Linked DNA regions of Homo sapiens: regions 2 and 3 are each linked to region 1. Evidence: chromatin loops called from intact Hi-C (ENCODE). Cell type or tissue: heart left ventricle. All regions are shown on one strand.

The links. A loop is a pair of places that touch in the nucleus more often than their neighbours do. Peaks named below come from ENCODE experiments on the same cell type or tissue, not always from the same donor. Only the 100,000 strongest peaks of a DNase experiment are listed, where the experiment ranks them.
Region 2: a loop joins it to region 1, with 12 times the contacts of the local background. A loop is called at or near these places in 29 of 110 quality-filtered maps.
Region 3: a loop joins it to region 1, with 11 times the contacts of the local background. A loop is called at or near these places in 63 of 110 quality-filtered maps.

What each region holds. Positions count from the first base shown.
Region 1 is chr5:16,662,793-16,670,792 of GRCh38, forward strand. It overlaps MYO10 (myosin X), which reads right to left. Exons shown (of 41, transcript NM_012334.3): 39 at 7,734-8,000; 40 at 5,485-5,676; 41 at 1-4,001. The coding sequence ends at 3,900. Among named protein-coding and RNA genes, the nearest start is that of RETREG1, 50 kb to the left of the region's middle. In heart left ventricle, a CTCF peak has its summit at 4,232; DNase peaks (open chromatin) are centred at 3,943 and 4,529; H3K27ac peaks cover 650 bases.
Region 2 is chr5:16,549,108-16,557,107 of GRCh38, forward strand. All of the region lies in intron 3 of RETREG1 (reticulophagy regulator 1), which reads right to left. Among named protein-coding and RNA genes, the nearest start is that of RETREG1-AS1, 63 kb to the right of the region's middle. RefSeq lists a silencer at 3,613-3,907. In heart left ventricle, CTCF peaks have their summits at 1,425 (motif pointing left) and 3,825; a DNase peak (open chromatin) is centred at 3,804; H3K27ac peaks cover 1,955 bases.
Region 3 is chr5:16,484,648-16,492,647 of GRCh38, forward strand. The region is part of intron 3 of RETREG1 (reticulophagy regulator 1); the gene reads right to left. Among named protein-coding and RNA genes, the nearest start is that of ZNF622, 23 kb to the left of the region's middle. In heart left ventricle, a CTCF peak has its summit at 4,748; no DNase peak of the experiment used is centred here; H3K27ac peaks cover 2,429 bases.

The DNA.
Region 1 (8,000 bases):
TATGTCTCGGAAGAGCTAATGGTTTTATAAAAGGGAGTTCCCCTGTGCAAGCTCTCTTGCCTGCTGCCATATAAGATGTGCCTTTTCTCCTCCTTTGCTGTCCACCATGATTGTGAGGCCTCCCCAGGCATGTGAGACTGAGTCCATTCAACTTCTTTTTCTTTATAAATTACCCAGTCTCAGGCATGTCCTTCTAGCAGTGTGAGAATGGACTAATACAGATGGCCTTATCCTGTTTTTCCACAGAGCTATCTGAGGTACTATATAATCATCAAAAAGAATAAGGCAATTCTATAGGTATTAATGTAGGATTAGAGCTAAAATACTATGCTGAGAAAAAAGTAAGCTACAACAGTTTGTTTCCATCTATTAAAAATGAGGATGGGGATATATATGTATGTATGAGTAAATGATTGGACAGCTTAAATTATTTTTGAGAGAATATTCAATAAAACAGTAAAAATAGCTGTTTCTGGGAAAGGAAAATGGGTAATTAGGGCTACAGCTGGAAAAAAGTAACATTTTACTTCTAGTTGTTTTTTTTTTTTTTTTTTTTTTTTTTTTTTTTTTTTTTTACAAATCACCTATATGTATTAGCTTTCAAAAGATTTAAAAATTAAAAATACTAGATTGTCAGCGTCTGAAGTGATAAAATACTTTATGCTGGTGCCTCCTCAGTAACAGACATTCAAAACTACAGTCAGCCCTCAGTGTTCATGTGGTCTGAATCCAACCACAGATAGAAAATATTTGAAAAAACTTTTTTTGGTGGGGCACAGTGGCTCACACCTGTCATCCTAGCACTTTGGGAGGCTGAGGTGGAGGACTGCTTGAGCCCAGGAGGTTGAGGCTGCAATGAGCTGTGACTGTGCCTCTGCACTGTAGCCTGGTGACAGAGTGAGACCCTGTCTCAAATAAACAATGTTTAAAACACAGACACACACGGTATAACAGCTATTTATGCAGCATTTATGTTGTGCTAGGTATCTGTAACCTGGAGATGATTTAAAGGGTAAGGAAAGATGTGTGCAGGTTCTATGCAAATATTATACCACTGTATAGCAGGGACTTGAGCATCTGTGAATTTTGTATCCTCAGGGGTGGGGGGAGGGGGTCCTGGAACCAATCTCCCTTGGATACCAAGGGACGACTGCACTTCACTGACCTTGTTGAAAGCAACTGACATCACACACACCAATGAGTGCATGTAAAAGCAGTAAAATTGGAATAGGTTCTGTGGCTAGGGGAAGCTCAACGGTACTTTGTCAGCTGTGATGCTGCTCTACAGTGATGGGGGATGCTACCACTGGGGAAACTGAAGGGCACGCAGGCCTCCCTGTACGTTCTGTTGCAACTTTCTCTGAGTCTGTAATTATTTCTAAATAAAAGGCTAAAACAAAACCACAACTATGCCATGTAAAGGCTCACATGTAAATCTATGTTCTAACTATGGTGCTGCTCTAACCCCCCCAATCTGAGTCATGCCTTTCCTTGCCTATTTCCCCATCTATAATTGAGGGCGGGCGACAGCCTTCCAGAGTAAATTAAGTCACAGAGGGAATCCTGAGAGGTGAGCAGTAGAAAGAAGACTTCTGTCAAATTCTTTCTGAGCCTAAAATAAAAACAAAGACAACACACATCCAAGTCTTTGCCGGCTTTCCTTGGGTGCCTGGCGGGGCCACAGGCTTCAGGCAGCACCTGGCTTCAGGTTCCATCCCAATCCCTGCAGAATGGGAAGAAGCCATCCGTGAGCATGAGCAGAGGGTGGGAGTCAGTGGTCTGCAAGAGAAGTGGCGCTTGCTCATGCTAGACGCCTGGCCTGGTGGTTTGGGTACATTGGCAACCAAACTGCCTACCTGTGTGTTCTGGTCCACAGGGAGGTGCAGGCAGGTTCTAGGATCCAGGGTTGCAAGATCAGGCACACTTTGGGGCTGACATAGGGGACTGTCTGACATAAACACATTTCAAGTCCTCAGCTGTGTGTGACTTCATTTACCAGTCCCTTCTTTTGCTTTCTTGAAGTCACACTCAGTGTCTACAAGAGCAGTGGAGACAGCTGCAGATCTGTGTTTAGACCTGATGAGCAAGTCCATGAAACAAACACAAAGCCCAGACACTGAAACCATAGCATTAACACCAAAAAGCCGGCCGGGTGCGGTAGCTCACACCTGTAATCCCAGCACTTTGGGAGGCTGAGGCAGGTGGATCGAGACCAGCCTGGCCAACATGGTGAAACCCCATCTCTACTAAAAATACAAAACCTAGCCAGGCGTGGTGATGCATGCCTGTACTCCCAACTCCTTGGGAGGCTGAGGCAGGAGAATCGCTAGAACCCAGGAGGCAGAGGCTGCAGTGAGCCGAGATCACGCCACTGTACTCCAGCCTGGGTAACAGAGTGAGACTCTGTCTCTAAAGAAAAAAAAAAAAAACCACCAAAAAGCCAAAACAAAAATAAGCCTCCCCTCCATGGTTTTTAGAGCCTCCTCTGATAAAGGAAACACACAGCGTGTTAGCTAGTATCTTTTATTGTCAGAACTTCTGTGAGCCAACAAACAGTTTTGCATGGTTGTACACAAAGGGACAAGGCAAATTTCTTTTTTCGTGTGGGTAGACTTAGTTGGCCCAAGTCCTTAAAACTTTTCCATATAAAAATAAAAAGTCCAAGACCAGATTATTTTTCTTCTGGTCATAAATGCTGATTTATTTACAGGTGCCTTGTTCAGACCACCATTATAAACTTGGGATAAAATATGTGTGTATTAAAGCCTCAGCATTTAATGTCAGGGTCCTTTGAAGATTCACTCAAGTGTTAAGACGTTTCTGGAATGCAGCGTCTCTCCCCCATAGTCAACATGGTTATTATATCTGTAATCTATCCAGAATGATAGAAGCTAACCTTCCAAGTAACACTTTGTTTTTAACTTAAATCTTTTAGACATGAAAGACTCCAAAATGACTTCATTCTTGTTCTAAAACCAGCACTGGAGCCAGCTGTTGAAGAGTGGTTTATAAATACAGTTATCTTGTAGGCTGCTTATCTGTTTATAATACAGCAGACACAGATGGCAGACTTTGCTACATGTAAAACAATGGAGTCAACACGTGTTTTTCAAAATACAGCAAAGACAGGAAAATCCAGGATTTGGGTTTGTTAATAAAACCACCTTATAAAGTAACAATTGAGACTATAGCTCTGCATTATTAAAATATACAGACTGTGTACACCATTACACATCCTTTTTCCCTTTGCTTTTTAATGCTCATGAAACCATGATTAAAGTGTTGAGTTTATGAACACATGCACGAACAGGCAAGCACGTACACTTAAAAGATGAAACAAAGAAAAAAGTTGATTCATGTCATTCCATGAGAAAGGCTGCCCGCAGCACTCCAGCTCAAACACACTGTCCCCTCGAGCTCTCCATCCCCCTTCCCACTCCCTCACCTTCCCTCAGATTCGGGGAAATCAGGTTGGGAGGTTAGTGCATCATTGACAGAGAATGCCCCCCTTCCACGCTCTGTTAAGTCTCCCCCAGAAGGGGGAAAGGCAGTTCCCTTCAGTAGCACAGTTACGGTCGATTAGTGTTGGTTCCACAAGTTAAGGCACTTCCGGCTGCTTTGGTGGCAGCGTGGTTCCTCCCCTCCTTTTTTAAGGCATGTGTCCTCTAAGAGTAGTAAAGCTTTGGAAACTGTGCAGACTGTTAAAGTTGACAGCTTAATACAGGATCAATGAAGGCGGCAGGCAAAAGGATCCTCGGAGACACCTCCCTCAGACCAGAAGCTTCCAGAAAGCCTGGGCAGCTCTGTGTTTGTTTTGGCTGGGCATGGCACACTGGAGCCAGCCTAGGCCAGAGGGTGGTGCGTTCAGGTAGCAAAGACAGGTGGGCTCTGTCCCGCCTTCACCTGGAGCTGCCCTGGCTGCTGGCGGAGCGTGTCGTGCTGTAGCGCTTCTTCACGATCATGCTGATGTAGGCTTTCATGAGCTTGGCCACATCCACCACCTGCCCAGGGGGAAGCAGAACCGACACAGCGTCACAAGTCTCCCCCAGGCAAAGGGCCCTGCCTAATAATCCAGACATTCCCTGGGCACCCTCCCGTAGCCTTCCATGCTAATCGACGGATCCCATTTTGCAGGAAGCCAGAAGTTTAACCACTTTCACCTTCCTCATCAGGGAAAGGTGGAATCTCAGCTTTTCCAAATACAATGTGCACCACCTGGTGGCACAAACGTGCCAACTTGGCTTGATGGAAACTGTCAGACTTTGCACATTAAAATCCAGAACTAACCGAGGACGCTGAAGTTACTCGGTGTCAACAGTGCTGGGATTACTATCCCCGCTTAAAATAAATGTGAAATGACAGAGTCCACAATTACAGCCTTTAAAGACTGGATCATCTAATTCTAGTCAACTCCTTAGGAAGCAGCTGAAGAAACAAGATAACTGAGGCCCCAGGGGCTGGGAGAGCGGCCAGCTCCCCAGACGCCAGGCCAGCTTCTGCTCCACACCAGCCACCTCCTCCAGCTGGGATCTCCATTAGCTCCCTCCCATGATGTCCCCGTCATTGCCACCCCTTCTCACAGCTGGCCTGGATCCCTGTGCAGGCATCATAACCGGCTTCCATATCCCTGTTTGCTCTCTTCCCTTCCAGTCCCACCCCAGAGATCACTGTCTGTAAATTCACTGTTATGCCATGCACAATCAAAGATCCCACAGTGGTTCCTTGTTGTCTACTGGATCTCACCAAATCCTGCAGCCTGGCACCTGGGACCCTTGAGTCAAGGGCTCTCCACCCTCTTCCCTCTCACTGCACGACTCCCCATCAGCCTAGGGAACCTACAATGCCACATCCTCCAAGCAGCTGGAACGCCCTCCTCAATGCCTCTCCATTCCAAACCAGGCAGCAGGTGATTCCTCTCCACTCACCACGTTGACTTGCTAGCTGTTCCCTTTGTGGAAGCCTCAATAAGCTTCTTGTATTATATTTTTTAAACTTGGAGGCTGGTAGCACATATATTTAGAGGCCTTTTAGTGTGTGTGGTTTCACAATCCAGAATGAGCTGCACCCAGGATGGTCATGCTCCCGGCTCCCTCCTGGTCTCAAGAGGCCACCAGAGCCGAGTCTCACAGCTGTGACACCGCTATAATTGCTAACTAATTTTCATAAGGTTTTGTTGCAAATAATATACTTTTTCAGGGACATCTATGTCACTTCCCTTTCTCTGCCTTTCCTCCAAGGGTAAGACTCCTTGGCAAAATGGAACCAGATTCCTCTGTTGCAAAAGTATACAAAAAAAATATGGTGATCTCAGATTTTGGCCTGCAGGGAACCGGCAGCTGGAAAGGGACCACCACACTGTATTTTCGTGTTTTGAAGAAAAATATTCAAAGAAAATGACCTGGTCAAAGGCATGAGGAAATGGGGTCCTGTTTTTCTGTTTTGTCAAGACCATGAATAAAAAGATGAACTTGCTTTGCCTCTTACCTCACTGGTTTCAAAGAGCAGCTCCCTCTCATCGACCACGATCTTATACGTATTCGCCAGGGGTGCCCCAAAAGAGAGGATGTGTTCATACTGGAAGACTTCCAGTGGTCTTCCCTCTCCACGCTTGTAGACGGAGACGGCGTCCGCGCTGACACCCAACCAGAGTTCCTGAGGGAAGCCACCTTCCTTGCACTGGTGGGCAAGAGTCAACAGAAGAGTTAAGTCATGAAGTGGTTGGCAACAGAAAGCATCTAAACCATAAGACAGGCTTTGAGTGAAGTCCTCTGTGCAGAAGATTAAATATATTCGATGTGCATGCATGCATGGAGGGGCCTGAAATATGAAAAATGGCACCTCTCTGGCTATCTTGATTTCTAACTAGTTAATCTCACGCTTTTGGGAAAACCTCACTAACTGGCAGAGTCTAACATCTTGCTTTGACTCTCCACTTCTCAGCATTATTCTACTAGCTGTTTGGATTAGCTACGTGGAAGTGGCCTGGAAACGTACATGCTTGGCCGGGGGACTTAAGGAAGCTTCCCTGCAACCCAAGCCAAGTCTACTCTTGTATTAATATCTCCAGTTCTGCCTCCAATCCTCTTTGCGGATGGTTAGTCTTCAAATACAAAATCTAGGATCACAGAGGAAAATTCTCCAAATCACGCATGCTGAGCAGTTCTGGCTCCTCTTCACAAGGAGCAGCAATGGCCTTCCATATGCAGAGTGGGAACAGGGACTTTACCAGTTTAACTGTAGACTTTCCTGTACAGATTGGTGGAAGAAAATAAGACCCCATATGAAGGGGCTAACAACACAGGGCTGATCCAAACCTGGACAAGCAGGAGGGCTATAAATTGGAGACGCTGAAAAGAGTCTCTAGTTTATATCCCTAATAACCAGACATTCTCTGCATCCTCCATGCAAAAGCCAGTAGCTTTCTTTTTTCTTTTTTTTTTTGACGGAGTCTCACTCTGTCGCCCAGGCTGGAGTGCAGTGGCGTGATCCTGGCTCACTGCAACCTCCACCTCCTGAGTTCAAGCGATTCTCCTGTCTCAGCCTCTCGAGTAGCTGGGATTACAGGTGCATGCCACCACGCCCAGCTAATTTTTTGCAGAGATGGGGTTTCACCGTGTTAGCCAGGATGGTCTCGATCTCCTGACCTCATGATCCGCCCGCCTTGGCCTCCCAAAGCGCTGGGATTACAGGCATGAGCCACCGCGCCCGGCCAAGCCAGTAGCTTTCTATGCTAATTCACAGCTCACGTTTTGCAGGAAGCCAAGAGTTTAACTGCTATTATCTATTCCTTGTCAGGGAGAAATGGAATTATGGCTTTGTACAAAGCACCTGATTTTTTTATACTTAAAAACAGGCATAATTGAACCAACCAAACCAATCAAAAACATCACCTAATGAAAAGCCACCCACGGATTCTAGAATTTATAATATTTAGAATTTTATACAGCCTCAATATAAAGTCATCAGATATACGCTGAATTACTGTGATCATAAAAAATGGAAGCTAATCTAGACGATGAGCTGGCACACTTATCTGTTAAGGGCTGCATAGTAAAGATTTTTAGACTTTGTGGATCACATGGTCTCTGTCACAACTACTCAACTCTGTACAAAAACAGCCAGGGAATATATCTAAAGGAATGAGCTTGGCTGTGTTCCAATAAAACTTTGTTTAGAAAAAAGGAGGCAGGCAAGATCTGACCCACAGACCAGTTTGCCAAACTCTCATCTAGACAATTAGTAAGATTTCTTTTCAATAAGCGGTCTACTTAAAACAAAACAAAAATCAGTACTGGGTTGATGCCAATGGCTAAATTCCATTACGAGATAGACATTCTTCCTTTCAAACAGATGGCTGTAAAGAAAAAACAAAGTAAAATGCAAGTATATCCAAAGTTTCTAATTTGTATATACAGCTATAACATTTTTTTAAATGTAGATTTTTATCAGTGTTTAAAAAATTAGATCTATAGCTTCCCTAAGGAAGGGTAGAAGAATAGATGACATCTTAATTTTGCATTCATTCCTAATATTACAGATGTGTTTACTACACAGGAGAAGAGAAACTGTGAGGAGAAGGGAGGCGTTAATGGTACAATTCTGGGGGCTCGAATAAAAGAGGTTGAGAGAGCAAAATGCTCCATCTTGTCTTCTCTCCACATGAACTTGGCCGTGATCCATGTTCTCAGATGCCAGCACCCAGCCCACCCCAACACACGGCAGCCAGTTCTCACCTCCACATCAAACAGCGTCGAGCCATAGCCAGGCCACTCCTTGATCAAGGCCATGTACTTGGCCATGGCCTGTTCCTGGTTCATTCCCTGAAATTTCCTCCACTTGTCAATGATACTGGCTCGAGCAGAGGAGACTTCTTCCTTAATCCACATGTCCAGCATCTGCTCCTCCTCGACCTTCTGCCGGACCACGGATCCTGTCCGGAAGCTCCGCCTCAGGGTCCCCTCTAGGAAGCTCGTCCGCCTCTTCTCCAGCCGTTCACAAGG
Region 2 (8,000 bases), 110 kb before region 1:
CAGTTGGCAGTATTTAGAGGAAAAGCTTTCTCTTGAATTTAGCTACCTTTCTGATACTGATAAAATTATCGATCCCATATTCTAACCAGCTTGAGGAAATTCATTTATTACAAGCTGTGTATTCCTTCACTGTTGGAGGACTGTCATGCCTTCATCAAAGAACAAGACGAATTTATAAGCAATGTGTAGCTAACTTTCTAAGTGCTCTACACAGAGAGCACAAACAAACTCCTCAAACTGGGATCACTTCCCCCCCTATTTCCACTAGGGAAGTAGAAATGGTCCATCTCAATCACCTATGTATTTATTGAACCGCTCATATATTAATATAAGTAAAACTGTGGAGAAAGGTGGGCTTTTCTATTCCTGTTTAATAAAAACTTGGGATAGTCCTACTTTGACCCCCTAGATCAGTTTCAGGCCTATTTCTCAATTTAAAAATAAAGTTTCTGTTCCATTTAGACATTCTCTCAATTACTGAGTCTTCATTATATATTCCAAGCATGATACATCCATTAAAATCCCTTGGAAGCAAGATTATTTCATCCAAACTTAGCCCCAGGGGAACAAAAGTATTTAAATGTGCAATTTATTCAACATAAACAGCAGTTCTGACTTGAGGATGTTCAGCTTAATAAGCTATGGAATTCAGTTTTCGTGCCACAGCAGATGACTCCTGAGTCATGATTGAAAATATCACTCATTTTAATAAAGATTGTAATAACTGGCCCCCCAAAATAAGGAAAACATCAAAAACAATCTAGAACATGTATTTTCTGTGTTCGTGAAAATATGATGCAAAATCTGAGGTCTGTAGTCCAGGAGAAGTAAATAGTGAAAGTACTGCTCGGGCGTTAAAGTGACATGAGATGGCTCTGAATGTTATAGTTTAAAAATACTCTCCAAGAATACAAGCCAAATGACTGCAGGATTATAAGTCCTCTCTCCCAGTTGTTCAGGTATTAAAAACAGGCACAAGTAAGAATAACCTTCAACAGAACTAATAAACAGCACGTGAGTAATAATGCAATACACCCCAGTGAGGATACTACACCATGACACCCCAGTGAGGATACTACACCATGTATCTTTTCCTCTTTTTGCCAAATACCTCTAAATAATAATGTCGACTTCCTTCCTTCTGCATAGTCCCTCCTCTTTAAAATTTAAAAAAAAAAAAGCGTTAAAGGAAATATGATTTAAATGTCAAATTAAGGGCACATTCTTGGGTTCCTCCCTTAGAAGCAATGCTCTCACTGCTGGAGGTACTGATGGTGCCTAGAATTCAACTTCCCCAGCTGCCATTACAGCATCTGCAGTTACTTAATGCTATCGTCAATTTTCCAATATTTATGGATGATGAGCCACGCCCATCATCTGCCAGTCCACCTGTCCCCCAGACATAACTCTGCCCCCTTGTGGCAGATCAGACTCTACTGCAAGCTGCCAGGCTGCATGCAGAAAACACTGCCTGGTGGACAAAAGCCATCCAGCCCTGCTGCATGCTTCTTCCCCTTCACCTACAGAGTCAGCTCTCACTATTTTGAAAACAAAACCAAACAAAATAAAACCGAGCTGCTCCCTACTCAGAATAATCAAAAGACGGGAACAACCTGAATGTCCGTCAACTGATGACAAAGCAAAATGTGGTCTATCCAAATGATGGAATAGTATTCAGCCATGGAAAGGAATGTAGTGCTGATAAGAGCTGTAACATGAATCAACCTTGAAGATATTATGCTAATTCATATGTTGCATGATTCCATTTATATGAAATATCCAGAATAGGGCAAATCCATAGAGGGGGAAGCAGTGGTTGTCAGGAGCCGCAGGGAGGAGGATACGGGAATTGACTGCTTAATGGTTACAGAATTCCTTTTGGGGTGATGGAAATGTTCTGGAACTAGACAGTGGTGATGGTTGCACCACCTTGTAAATGTACAAAATGTCACTCAGGGTAAATTTTATGTTATATGCATTTTATCACAATTTTTAAAAATAACAACAAAAGCCATGCTACTCTTTTCCCGGTCACTGTTTCATTTTTCTCCATTCATTTACCAGCAATATTTTCCAAACTGTGATTCACACTACCTACCTCCATTTTCTCAGCCCTCATCTCATCCTCAGGCCCTTGAATTTGGTTTTTCACTCCTAAAAAGCTCCTTCCCCTCCTCCTCCACACATATAAACAAAAAAACATGGAGAACTGTTGATAAAGGCCTCCAAAAACATTTTTATACAATCCAGTGACTTTCCCTGGTGCTCTTAGAACCCAGTTAATGCTGACTCCTTAAAACACTCTTTTTCCCTGGCTTCCAAGCATGGCATCTTCATGACTCTTCTTGACTACCTTGGCCATGTTGGTTCATTTTTCATCAAACCTTCTTATTTCTACTTGCCCAGTAAGGACATTCTCCCAGGCCCATTCTTGGCTCCCTCCCAAAAATGTTACCACCCCATGTCACTCTAGCCCTCCTTGTTTCAGGATAAGCTCTCCCACAAATCAGGGTCAAACTTCATTCTTTCATAGATGGAGACATGAGTTGGAAAAACTGCCCTCTACATTTCCAAATCAAAGCTGGTTCTTTCACATCATAAGAAATACTAGATTAGTTTCCTATTCCTGCTGTAACAAATTACAAATTTAGTGTCTGAACACCACAAAAATCCATCATCTTGCAGTTCTGGTGGCCAGACTCTAATCTGGGTCAGCTGGGATGCATTCCTTTCAGAGGCTCTCGGGGAGATGGTGTCTCCTGGCTTCTTCCAGCTTCTAGAGGCCACCTGTTTTCCTTCACTCATGGTCCCTAGCTCCATAGTCACAGCCTGCAGCCTCGCATTGTCTCTCTTTGACCTGCCTCCTTCCTAAAAGAACCTTTGTGATGACATGGGGCCACCTGGATACTCCAGGATCATCCACCCATCTCAAGATCCTTGATCCCATCTGCAAAGTCCCTCCTGCCATCTGAGGTCATGTATTCACAGGTTCTGAGTTACGGTATGGACTTCTTTGGTGTGGATGGGACTATTCAGCCTGCCCCAAACACACAATGGTGTGGAAGACGTTCTTTAGCAGCTACTGCTCTTGTACACTCTTCTAACAAGCAGGAACCTTTGCCCTCAGTATTTAACAGGTTAATTTATGCCTGGGAGCCAACAACTCACTAATACCCCCTCTTTCCACACAATCACTTGCAAATTAAGTTATTTTCTAGGATTCACAATTCAAGATGATCTGGAGTCCTCAAGAAAAGGAAAATACTAAGTCAAAAGACTAAGTCAAAGAGCAAGGAGGGAAGGAAAGACTTTGGAGAGCACAAGATAAACAACATTCAAAAGATTTTATATAAGACAGTGGATAGAAACAAACAGTAAAAGGGTCATGAACTCAAAGTACCATTTAGTTCTTAGAGACCTCACAGATGCTTAGCTTGTTTGTCAACTAAAAAACACAACCATTTGTCATTGATTCATGTCATTCATTTGTGAATTTCCTGCCCACCCCCACTTTCTCTGTCATATTCTCCATTGATCTATCCTTCAATCACTTCTCTTAGTTAGTCCCTGTTAATTTTTTTCACTCCCCCTACTACTCTAAAACATATGAGTATCCATGCACACCTGTGCACACAGGTACAGGTATAGAAGTCACCTTTCATCGGACTTTCTTCTTGTAACTAGAACAACGTTAATGCTTTTGCCCTGCTGGAATGTGTAGGTACTAATCACACTTTGGAGCCACACGGCTGGGTTCTGCAGTAGCCAAACTATTCTTAGCTTCTCTGAAACAGATGTCCCATCGCTCACACCCCCTCTAGTGGCAGCCAGCCCTAGAACAGGGCTGAGCATGCACAGACTAAAGACAAAAAAACCTCCCAAGAACTCACAAGAATATTTCCATGCTAGGTGTCACAGCCCTTGTATTGGTATAAATTTTACACAACCTTTCAAATATACAATATTCTGGCTTTGGGAACTGTTCACTTTAAGCATTAGGCATCTACCTTTTTCCTTTAAATGACCATTTGTACTGCCATATCGTAAACTCAGAAACAGAAACAGTGCACACTATGGAAAAAAAAATCCAAAGTCAGTGCAAAAAGAGCAGATAAATAAGTTGTGATATAGTCCACATGATGGAATATCGTACAGCCACAAAATATGAATGAACTACAGCTATACACAGCAACACAACTGATCTTTTTAAAAAACGTGTAAGAAAAAAAAACACTAGTCCTAGAAGAGCACATAAATATGGTACCATTTTGATACACCTCAAAAACAAAAACTTTATTTAGGGATACATATATGTGATTTAAATATATAAATATTCATACTTGGTTTAAATATATACATGTTTATATTTTGTTTAAATATATATCTATACTTTGAATATATAAACATTTATACCTTGTTTAAATATATAAATATTTAGATTAGATTTTGTTTAAATATATTTAGATTTTGTTTAAATGTATGAATATTCATATTTCATTTAAATATAAGCGCGGCTTTTTTTTGAAAAGCAAATGAATGAGGAGCACAAACTTCAGGACCATGCTTGCTTCTGGCAGGCAGCAGGACGGGGTGGGCGGGGGAGCAACTGTATCAGTCCTGATTGGATAATAGGTTCATGTATATTCATTTTATTATGTTTTACAACTTATATATATATTACAAATATCATTCAGTATATTCAATATGATCACTAACATGTACCTAAGGAACATATACAGGTAGGCCGACAGACAGACAGACCTGCCCACTGACAGAACCCAGGGATAGGTTGTTGAAAGAGAGCACGATATTCTCTCAGATTCCCTCTTGTTGTCCAAAGACTACAGTTCGGACCATGAGGATAAGATTTAAATCTTATTCTGGATAATGCAAAGAGTTTCCAAATCTTGAAACATTTTTGGGTTTACACCTAAGTCACCAGAATATGCATTCAACCCTGTCACTTGTACCTGGAGGCTGAACCTTTGAGCTTGCCTCTGAGCCTCAAAAAGCAAGAATTTAAGAACTTTGATCTCACCTGACCTTGGAAATAAATCATTTTTCTTCACCCCAATCCTGTGAGACTTTGTGTCAAAAGACACTCGGCCTGGCTGGGCCCCCCACCTGGAATGATGCTGACATTTCCGAGGCTGGAACCTCTCCGTTGAGCCTCGCTTGTTTCTCTGGACTTTGTCCCTGACCTTGGATTCCTATGACTGGGCCGTGCCAGTCTCTCTCCTGTAACCAGCGCCTGCCTCTCCACAGCAGCTTGGGAGCCGGAGCCCTGGGCACTCAGGTGAACTAAATGCCAGGTGCTGCTGCCTGCAGAGTGCTGGTTGTCACCTCCCCACATTCACCCTGCCTGCGGGCACACCCTCTTTTTCATTGAATGTCTTTTGTTTCCCCTCTTGATAAAAGAATGTTCATTATAGGAAAAATAATGTAATAAGGGTGAACAAAATCAAGAAAATAAAAAACACTTATATTCCCCTCACCCTGAGATAACTACATTTATGTACCAACATACAATTATGATGTACTGCGCATATACCTCACTGCGCTTACTTTAAATCTACAATTTTTGATACAAAATTAACAATAAAGGATGATCTTTCGTGTCCCTATATATTCTTCTACAACATGATCTTTATTGGCTACATAATATTCCACTGATCCCAGTCACTATGGCTACATACCATGAATAACAAAATAAAACAAAACTTACTGGTATAACACAATGGTCACCCTCACACAAGCCCGGGCCTTGGGGCCTTTGCACTCCCTGTTCCTGCCGCCTAAAAGCTCTTCATACAGACGCAATCTGCAAACTCACCTTCAAGTTCTTGTTCAAAAATCTCCAGTAACATCTTTCCTGAGTGCCACATTACAAACTGGACTCTCCCTGGCCCCTCACCACTCCCTACTCCCTCTTCTGCTTTAGTTGCCACTCAACCCATTTCACCATCTAACATCATATTGCAGTAATTATTTTCTGACTCACTAACTAGAATATAAACTCTACAAGGACAGGGTTGTCTATTTATTAATTTATTTTTATTTTTGAGACAGAGTCTCACTCTGTGACCCAGGCTGGGGTGCAGTGGCGCAATCTGGGCTCACTGCAACCTCCATCTCCCAGGCTCAAGCAATTCTCCTGCCTCAGCCTCCCAAGTACCTGGGACTACAGGCGTGAACCAACACACTCGGCTACATTTCTGTATTTTAGTAGAGACGGGGTTTCACCATGTTGGCCAGGCTGGTCTCAAATTCCTGAGCTCAGGCAATCTGCTTGTCTCAGCCTCCCAAAGTGCTGGGGATACAAGCGTGAGCCACCACACTTGGCCTGTTTTTACATTTTTTCCCTTTCACAAATGCTGAGAAGATGGTCTGACAATAAAGGTACTCAATAAATTTCTGTTGAAAGGATGGACGAATGAACAAACACATATGTCATTCTACAAAAAGACTGCAACAAAATAAACTAAAAATTGGAAAGTGAGTTTAATTTCTAGGTGATGAGTCTCTAAGTGATTTGGGTATTCTTCTGTGTAGTTTCCTTTATTTTTGATTTCCTAAATTAGCACTGTATTACCTTTACAATTGGGGAAAAATTAAAGTTATTTTATAAATGCTACTAGGCAAATATGACTACAAGTAACAATGTTTGGGGACTATAGATAAATAAATAATAAGAGAAATAGATTTCTAACCACCTGCAAAATCTTAATTTGTATTCATATAACTGCAACACAGCATAGGATGAGTTAAGAGAAATGTTAACTACTAATCATTTTTTCTTTTATAATTTAAATTTATTGACGCAAGCATGCTATTAGGTAACAATTATTCTAGCCGAGTTATTTTCCATATTTATAAATGAACTTCACGCATTTCAAATCCATAATAACTCAGGATCTGCTAACTAATCAAACCTAATAAACCTGGGGTTATGAGAATCTGAAAACACTGATAAAACCATCAGAGTTTTACCTTTCATTTGTTATCAAGCAGCTGTGTAGGCCCAAGGCACTGCCACAGGAAACACCTTTTTTTTTTCTTTTTTTTTTTGGAGACAGAGTCTCGCTCTGTCGCCCAGGCTTGAGTGCAGTGGCGTGATCTTGGCTCACCACAAGCTCCGCCTCCCAGGTTCACGCCATTCTCCTGCCTCAGCCTCCGGAGCTGGGACTACAGGCACCCGCCGCCACGCCCGGCTAATTTTTTTGTGTGTATTTTTAGTAGAGACGGGGTTTCACTGTGTTAGCCAGGATGGTCTCGATCTCCTGACCTCGTGATCCTCCCGCCTCAGCCTCCCAAAGTGCTGGAATTACAGGCGTGAGCTACCGAGCGAGGATGAAGTAGCCCCAAAATAATGAAAAATGGGTGACTGAACTCATGTTCAATCAGATTGTCATAAAATTACATTAACTTAAAGGAATGTCAAAAACGATCCTGAACAACAAAAATTATAAATTATAAGAAAATATAACATTGAATATCTTTTGCTTAGGGAGTTCTGAGTATTACATCATTGATAAGTTACCTAATGTCCACTGCTGCCAGACCCACCTAAAATCCTGGATCCCCTAGTTTCCTGTTTTGACTTGACAAATCTGAATTTAAGGAGAACATGTTGCCTGTGAAAGGAATATGCAATCAGGTACGGGTCTGAAAAACGTATCACCCTCATCAACAGAGCAACTAGGATACGATACGCACCTCTTGTTTCATTTTATTTTTTTTGAGATGGAGCTTCGCTCTGTCACCCAGGCTGGAGTACAGTGGCACCATCTTGGCTCACTGCAACCTCCACCTCCTGGGTTCAACTGATTCTCCTGCCTCAGCCTCCCAAGTAGCTGGGAATACAGGCGCCCGCCACCATGCCTGGCTAATTTTTGTGTTTTTAGTAGAGACAGGGTTTCACCATGTTGCCTAGGCTGGTCTTGAACTCCTGATCTCAGGTGATCTGCCCGCCTCGGCCTCCCATAGTGCTGGCATTAAAG
Region 3 (8,000 bases), 180 kb before region 1:
AATATATTTTGAATAGTAAGGCAATTTGTAAATTACAATTCCTTTTTATAAAAATAATTTTAATCCAAGTTTAAATGAGTGCAATAGCATATTTTAAAAGGGGGGAAGTATACCATTTTCCTTCCTCTTTGTTCTTTCAGCCTCAACTAATGCTCTGGAGAGTCACTGAGCTACCAGTTGTCCAGGCTGATGTTATTCCTGCAGGTAGATTTCCTGTCTGTCAGAAGAAATGAACTTTTGGGGATGGTTTATGCATCCATTAACTCTACCCACTCTTGAATCACTGAGCAAATCTGTTTTCAGCAGGACCATATCTGGCACCAGGTTTGCATACCCCATGATTCCACATCTATTAAAATACTAAGTGCATAGCTAAGAAGCAGATATCTGTGGCAAAATCTTGCCACAGATATCTGCTTAGTGGGAAAAGATTTTGCACCAGAGAGCAAAAGCTATATGGCAAAGGAAATATAAGGTTATTAAAATGCAGTCTGTTTTCTCAGAATAATATAGATTTGCTGCAAATTGGCACAGACAGGCTAAGCTACTGTTCAGTTTAATGGGACCATGAAGATGACAGAAAACATTTTAATTTCTGCTCTCTATGCATATTGAATAATTATTTAAGGATGCATTTGAACTGTTTGCCCAATATAATTCTAACAAAAATCAATGAAAAGCTATAATGGAAGGATTTGTTATTTTCTTTTAAACATTAAGATGGAATAAATGAACAGTTCATAACTCCTGGCCTCAAACAATCCTCCCACCTTGGCCTTCCAAAGTGCTGGGATTACAGGCATGAACCACTGCGCGAGGACAAAAAAATATTTTTTTGAATGAATAGTACTTTGTACAGATGCTGGAACTTTGTTCTAATATCATCTTTAGGATTCATGTCTTGGAAATGACACCATATCCATATTTGTTTACATATTTTTTATTACTGCTTAAGTAAATGTCCCCAAATTGTAAAAGAGCCTAGTATAATACTAAATTGTCACTATAGAGATAATGTTAGAACAAAGACTTCATATAACTTAAAGTGTTTTATAGAGATTACTATGAAATAACTAAAAACTCTCTTTAGCATTTAAGGAAGGGTCTTATCTATTTTCCACAGGGGACTTCAAGTGGACACCATCTATCCACTAATTTATTCATTTATTCAATAAAAAGTTATTAAGTTCCCCCTTTGTGTCTTGCATCACACTAAATGTGGAAAATACTGTTATCAAAAACTTGAATGCTGGTAGCACTATTCCTCTGTGTCTATAGATAAACACTATTTGCTGGAAAGAAAGAAAAAAATATGCAATCTTTGACTATCTTCCATAGTCATAAGAAAACACTCTTAATTATATTACATTTTTCCCTTTTAAAAAGCTTCATATAATAGTTTTTTGGGACAATAAATTTCATCATTACTTACATTTTTATTAACACAATAAATTATAATTGATATTTGAATTGTTATAATCACAAACAGAAATGAGAAATTCATTGTGTACAACCTGAAAATAATATCTAACCAAATGGGTTTGTAAAGAGTAATAAGTGTTTGAGATTAAAAATAAATGTTCAGATTGGGCTGAATAAAATTTAATCGAAATATATATGATTTAAAAAGAAAATGTAAGTTCCAGGGTGAAAAAAAGATGTCACTCCACATCTTTTCTTCTGGACCAAAAACAGGTGCTCCCTGGGAGTTTAACAATAGTTTTAAATTGCCCAGTGATTAATTCTGAGTACCATAGGAACTCACATTTCTATAGTCTTCCAGTGAGTTTACCATTAATTTATGTCACCACAGTTCAATTTAGGTTATACAGAATTAGATAATTTGTCATGAGACGGGACATTTGATGTCAACTTTTCAAATTCCCTTATTTTATAGGTGAGGAACGTGAAATCCAACTTTTTGCAGCTAGTATGAGGCAGAGCCAAGACCCAAGGCCAGGACTCTGGGTTTCCAATACAGTTCTGATCCTTTAAAATGTGTGCCCTCTTCAAAGGGTGAATACATTCAATGATATTCTTTGAAGAGACCACATGGCAATTCAGAATGAGAAGGAGCATTTCATGTTCCTCACTCCTTCCTAGAACCAGAAGAGATGAGGTGTGATTGACCAATACCAACGTGCCATCATGCAGGACCAACCCTTTCCAGGAAAACAGAGCACTTCATGTGCAGAATCCAAATACTCAGCAGAAACCAAGATCTACGCTTAGTGGTTGGTTGATGTTTAACACAGGTGTCATCTGCACACACACACATACACACGCTGAGTTGCTACGTAATGAAACTCTAGGTTTTCCCAGAGAGCCTTATTTGGAAAACACATAACTAGAAAAAAGATCTCCTGTGAATGCTGGGCAAGGCTTGGGGAACAGATCTTTTCCATGGTGTGTAGCTGTCTTCCCACCATCCTTGGCACTGATCACCATGCAACATAAGGCCCAACTAACATAAAAGGAAATGAAAATACCTAAGGCTTCAAAACATTTTGAGTTTGTACTAAGTTCCTAAACAAACAATACAAGTCTTCTGTGACTGACGCTCAACTAAGGGAGAAAATTCATTACCAGTAGCTTTATTAATATTTCCTCCTTAGTTTCAGAGAGACCATGCACTTTCCAAGTTCAAAAGGAAATAGGTTCTTTGGTTCATCTTTCTATCCATCTCCCCTCCCTCTCGCCAGCCTTCCAGCTTTCTCTCACACTCTTGCCTTCACTAAGGAGTGAACTCACCACACACTCCAGCCACAAGATAAAGACCATTTAAGAGTCACCCCCGATGACCATCATCCCCAACTTTCCATCCTCGTAGCCAGTCCAGTTCAAGTAGTTCCCAGGGAGAAGTCACTACAAGCCCCAGCCTCTACATGGCCATGCCATCTATCAAATGGGCTTTGCTCAAGGATCTGTAACTGTAAATGACTCCCAAAAAAGCCCCAGCAGATGCCATCTGGTTAAGTTTTCCTTCTTACGGAAAAACTAGTCAGGTGTTTTGATGAAGGCCATTCTCCAATCAAGCAATTCTTTATCAAAGAAGCCTAAGCCAGGGCAAAGTCCTTTTTCAGCAGCTGAAGAATTTCTGGTTTTACCTGCCAGTGAAACTCTAAGGGAATAAAACATGGAAAGATGGCTCCTTAGATAAGCAAACTCACTTTGTCCACAGAAAGGAGCTTTGGCTTCTCAGTAGAATTTCAAACCAACATCCCTTCTTTCTTCCTCCCTGTCCCTATTAGAATACAATTTACCATATACATTGGGAGGTCTGGCCAAATAAGCCCTTCATGCAGTTCCTGCAGCTGTAGTTGTGAGACACCCAGGGCACTGTTTAAGCAGCAGCTGTGTGGGCCTTACTGAAGAGATGGAGATGGAGCAGGCCTGGGTGAGGCTCAGAAATCTGCATTTTAACAGGTGTCCTAGATGATGCTGAGGCAGGTGTGTCTTACCTTAAGAGTCACTGTGAGAAATACCCTTGATAAAGTAACACTGAATTCCTGTCCTACAAATAAAGAGGAGGGAGACTTCTGCTTCTGGGCAAGACGGTGTGAGAGGGAGCTGATATACCCAACCCACCTGAAACAAAGAAAATCTATGCAACAACGATTTTCAAAACTCTGGGCATTAGGCAAGGAAGGACAGTGACTCCTAAGGGATGAGAAACCAATAAGGGAGTTATGTGATCACCCAGCTCGCTGCCTTGAGTGTTTCCTGGCCTGGGAGCAGGGGCAGCAACCCAGGTACCACCTGGCAACTCCCTGAGTTGAGGAGACATTGCTGAGGGTCCAAAAAGGAGATCCAAGGGGCCAGAGTTTGCAGGACCCAGTGCCAGAGAGTAGAGCACAGTACAGAGGGAGATAAAGGGAGAGGTCTGATGTGGGGGATTCCTGGAGTCTTCAGCTGAGGCTTTGCTGGCACAGGCGTGTGAGGAGCCCGGAGGCCAGGAAAGAGCCATCAGAAAGGACTAGAAGGAACAGTGTCTTTGGCCAAGAATGACACCTAGTCCCACCAACTAGACCGAAAAACTTCAAAATTCACAGACATGGGTAGAATACTCAGAAGGGTCTTGCCTCAGTAGCAGAGAATAATCAGTCCTAAACTAAATGCGGCTCTGGTCCTAACAAGTCTTAAAAGCAGACCTTAGGCCGGGCGTGGTGGCTCACGCCTATAATCCCAGCACTTTGGGAGGCCGAGGTGGGCAGATCATGAGATCAGGAGATCGAGACCATCTTGCCCAACACGGTGAAACCCCATCGCTACTAAAAGTACAAAAATTAGCCAGGCCTGGTGGCATGCGCCTGTAGTCCCAGCTACTCAGGAGGCTGAGGCAGGAGAATCACTTGAACCCAGGAGGCAGGGGCTGCAATGAGCCGAGATAGCGCCACTGCACTCCAGCCTGGGCAACAGAGCGAGATTCTGTCTCAAAAAAAAAAAAAAAAAAAAAAAAAAAAAAAAAGCAGACCTTAAAAGGATCAAACTGATTTTAAGTGATTCAACCGCCAACTGTAGGATACAAAGTGGTGAGTTTTGTTATGAACAAAATAACTCAGTCAAACTGGGATGTGAAGCAGTTCACTTATTTTACTTTTATGTGTATCTTTTAAATTATCATGTACCTTTGTTCCCTTAAAAAATATAGTTATCAAAACAATGTTTAAATATTATAAGATTTGTCTTTGTGTAGTTTAATGCCTGCATAATGGAATTTCTAATGCACTTGGCTGGCAGTTTCAGAATGCAGCACACAGTATTCTCCATTAGGGGGTTCTGTAAGACTAAGAAATAGGACACTCTTGTGCTCTTTAAAAATAGATTGTAATTCTGTAAGACAGAACATGTGCTAGCAGCCTGTTTCATCCCTTTCACCAATAGTATCTTTGAGCACTAGAAAAAATAATGCTGCAACAAAATGAATCTTGGCATAGAAGAAATACTATCTCATTATCATTTAACTTCTGTTCGTTTTAATAAATATGCAGTGAATGTACATTAACTGTCACCATTCCTGGCTCTGGGACTGAGGGTTGACTAAGGCACAGCCTGTAACCAATAAGTTAAAGTGTACATGTGACCCAAGAATGATGCAAAGCCTACACACACTGGTGATACATGAAACTCACCTTTAAAAAATGGCATTTAATTGTATCTAGGGCTATTGGAGATACATGAATTTGAAAACTATGTTGGGGATTGGATATATGAGGAGAGCTTGTTAAATGTAAGATCTTTTCACTATTGTACATTTTACAGGACAATGTTTTAGCATATACTAATGAACTTAAAAGTGTTTTTACAACTCAGTTATTTTTGAAAGCAAAAAATTATATTTTTAATATATCAAAGCTAAAATATTTTCACATATTTCTTGAGCTTTAGATTTGAGGAGATAATTACCAACCAGAGATAGGAAACCTGGAGTAGATGGAAAAAGAGAGGGAGGGAGAAAGTATATGGGAGGCAGGGAGAGAATATGAATGAATCCTGATAGTCAGGTTTGAGTTCTTGGGTCCTGTTGGGCCCAAAAGGCAAGGTGCAAAGCAAATCCACCCATGGACATCCCCCATAATTGGAGCCAGTTCCCTTGTGCCTTAAGCTGGTTTCTGGCATTTGTAAAACAAAATAAAGTGTCCCATGTTTCAGTGGGAGCAATGGAAAATTGTTTAAAATATCTTAAATTATGAATAAACGTAACTATTAAAAAAGAGTTATAAGATTACACAGATTACTATGACAGTTTTATTTAGGTGGCAATTTGTAGTAGAAAGGAAAGATGCAATTAGGTTATATAATAAATCAAGCAAAGGCAGTTTGTTAACAATTCAAATAAAGGGGGTTACAGGCACCATAAAAAAGAATAGCTAACACTCACCAGGGGTCAGGTAGTGAACAGCATCTTATAAACTTACTATCTTATAAACTTACTACTTACTTCAATCCTTACAACCAACCTGTGAGTGAACTACTGTTTATTATTCCTGTTCAACAGATTGAGAAAGTTGAGGCCCAGATACATTAGCTATCTTGTTCAAGGTCACAGAATGAATCCACAATGGAATAGGGAAGTAATGCATAGAACTGGGAATGCTCCTAATGTGGGGCGAGATACAGAAAAAACACTCTCCGGATTGGAACATGGGGACCATTGCAAAGATGAGTAGGGAAGCACATTAGGGCAGTGCCACAGGCAGGATTATGGATCCCTAAATGCCAAGCTACACAAATAGAAATCAAAATAGTTAAAAAGCGGCTTTGGTTCCCAGGTGAAACTCCTTGGTCCTAAGGCATCTAGATTCTTATTTTCTCTCTGAACCCCTCCAGCTGTTCCTAAATTAGTACCCACAAAGTGATTCCATAATCATGAACCCAACTTCACAAACTTCAATTACAACACGTGCCCATAATAACCATGACCATGGCAACTATCTGCTAAGCTCTCCCTGTGTGCCAGGCACTATGTTAAGCACTCTGCCCGCACTGTCCCAATGTCCTCCACATGATCCCCCTAGGACCCCATCCCATTACGATACCCTGCAAGGCAGGGTTATCTCCATTTTACCCAAGAGAAAACTGAGGCTGAAAAGGGCTTGAAACACAGCAGATCTCCTGGTTACCGACCACGACCGTCGCATCTGGTAACGTTCTTTCAGGGCAACTATGAATTGCAATTAATTTATGACATTTGTAACACTGACTCCCTATGAGACTTTAAATCCCATGAAGGAATTCTTGGACAGTGCTCTGTCTTCAGTAGCTAACAGAGCTTGACATCTATGAGGCACATAAAAATACTGAATGAATATAAACAGTAAACATCCAAAGAAGAAAATATCAAAAATAATTAACAGTGGTTATTTGGTGGCACCATGTTTTTAATTCACTTATCCGAATGTTTCTATACATTACGTGTTGGTAATAATTAGCATGCATTCCCTCATATGTATAAAAATATACAAAATAATAGACAAAAAGTCCTATTAAAAATCTAGAAAACAACTGTCATCTATAGGGAAGAGTTTTGTTTTGTTCTTTCTTGCAAATGGGCAGTTAAAATGCCTTCAAAATTAGCTAATTAGGAAATACGGGCCAGGCACAGTGGCTCACACCTGTAATCCCAGCACTTTGGGAGACAAAGGCGGGAGTATCCCTTGATCCCCAGAGTTCATGACCAGCCTAGACAACATGGCAAGACCCTGTCTCTACGAAAGAAAGGAAAGAAAGGAAGAAAGAAAGAAAGATGCTTCATATATTCCAAGACTTTCTGGAACTGAAAATCGGTATTTCATATGAGATTTCTGCGGGCAAAACTTGAGCCTTAATGTGTGACTTGGGGATCCCTGGATCCATGAGTATCTCCTGCGGGCACTGTTCCCACATGGCCCACCAGCATTTGTGATACCAGTAGAGAACAGAACTGGGCCCTGACGAATATCCAACCTTCACATGAAATATCAGAGAAAAATGACTCCCTTTTTGGTTTTGCTTTTCAAGTTTTTGTAGGGCAACTGCACCCCGCTGGAGAACATTTTCAGACAGTGTTGTCCTCTCTCTCTCTCTCTCTCTCTCTCTCTCTCACACACACACACACACACACACCATTCTTGTTAGGTTTTAACTTTTTCACATCCTTATGAATTTATAGTGCAATAATCATTTCCAAAGATGTTTTGATTTCTGTTATAATACCTCCAGAAAGTATACATTATTTCACACTACTCATTATTTTATTTTCAATTTATAAGAAATGGAAGTTGAAGCCAAACAATATTTTTCAGAAAGTTTGCTAAGTCACCATTCCATATTGACAAACTTAAAAAAAAAAAAAAAGGATTTGTTATAACTCGTCACCTGGCAACCATGACAAACAGCTGCTGCAACCATCACACCTATAAATATGCTTTGGCTTGGAGACCTTTCATTCTCAGCTAGTGACTAAGGGTCTCATGCTCTCTACTGGTAGTGGACATCTGTTGATGCTAATTCCTGTCGAA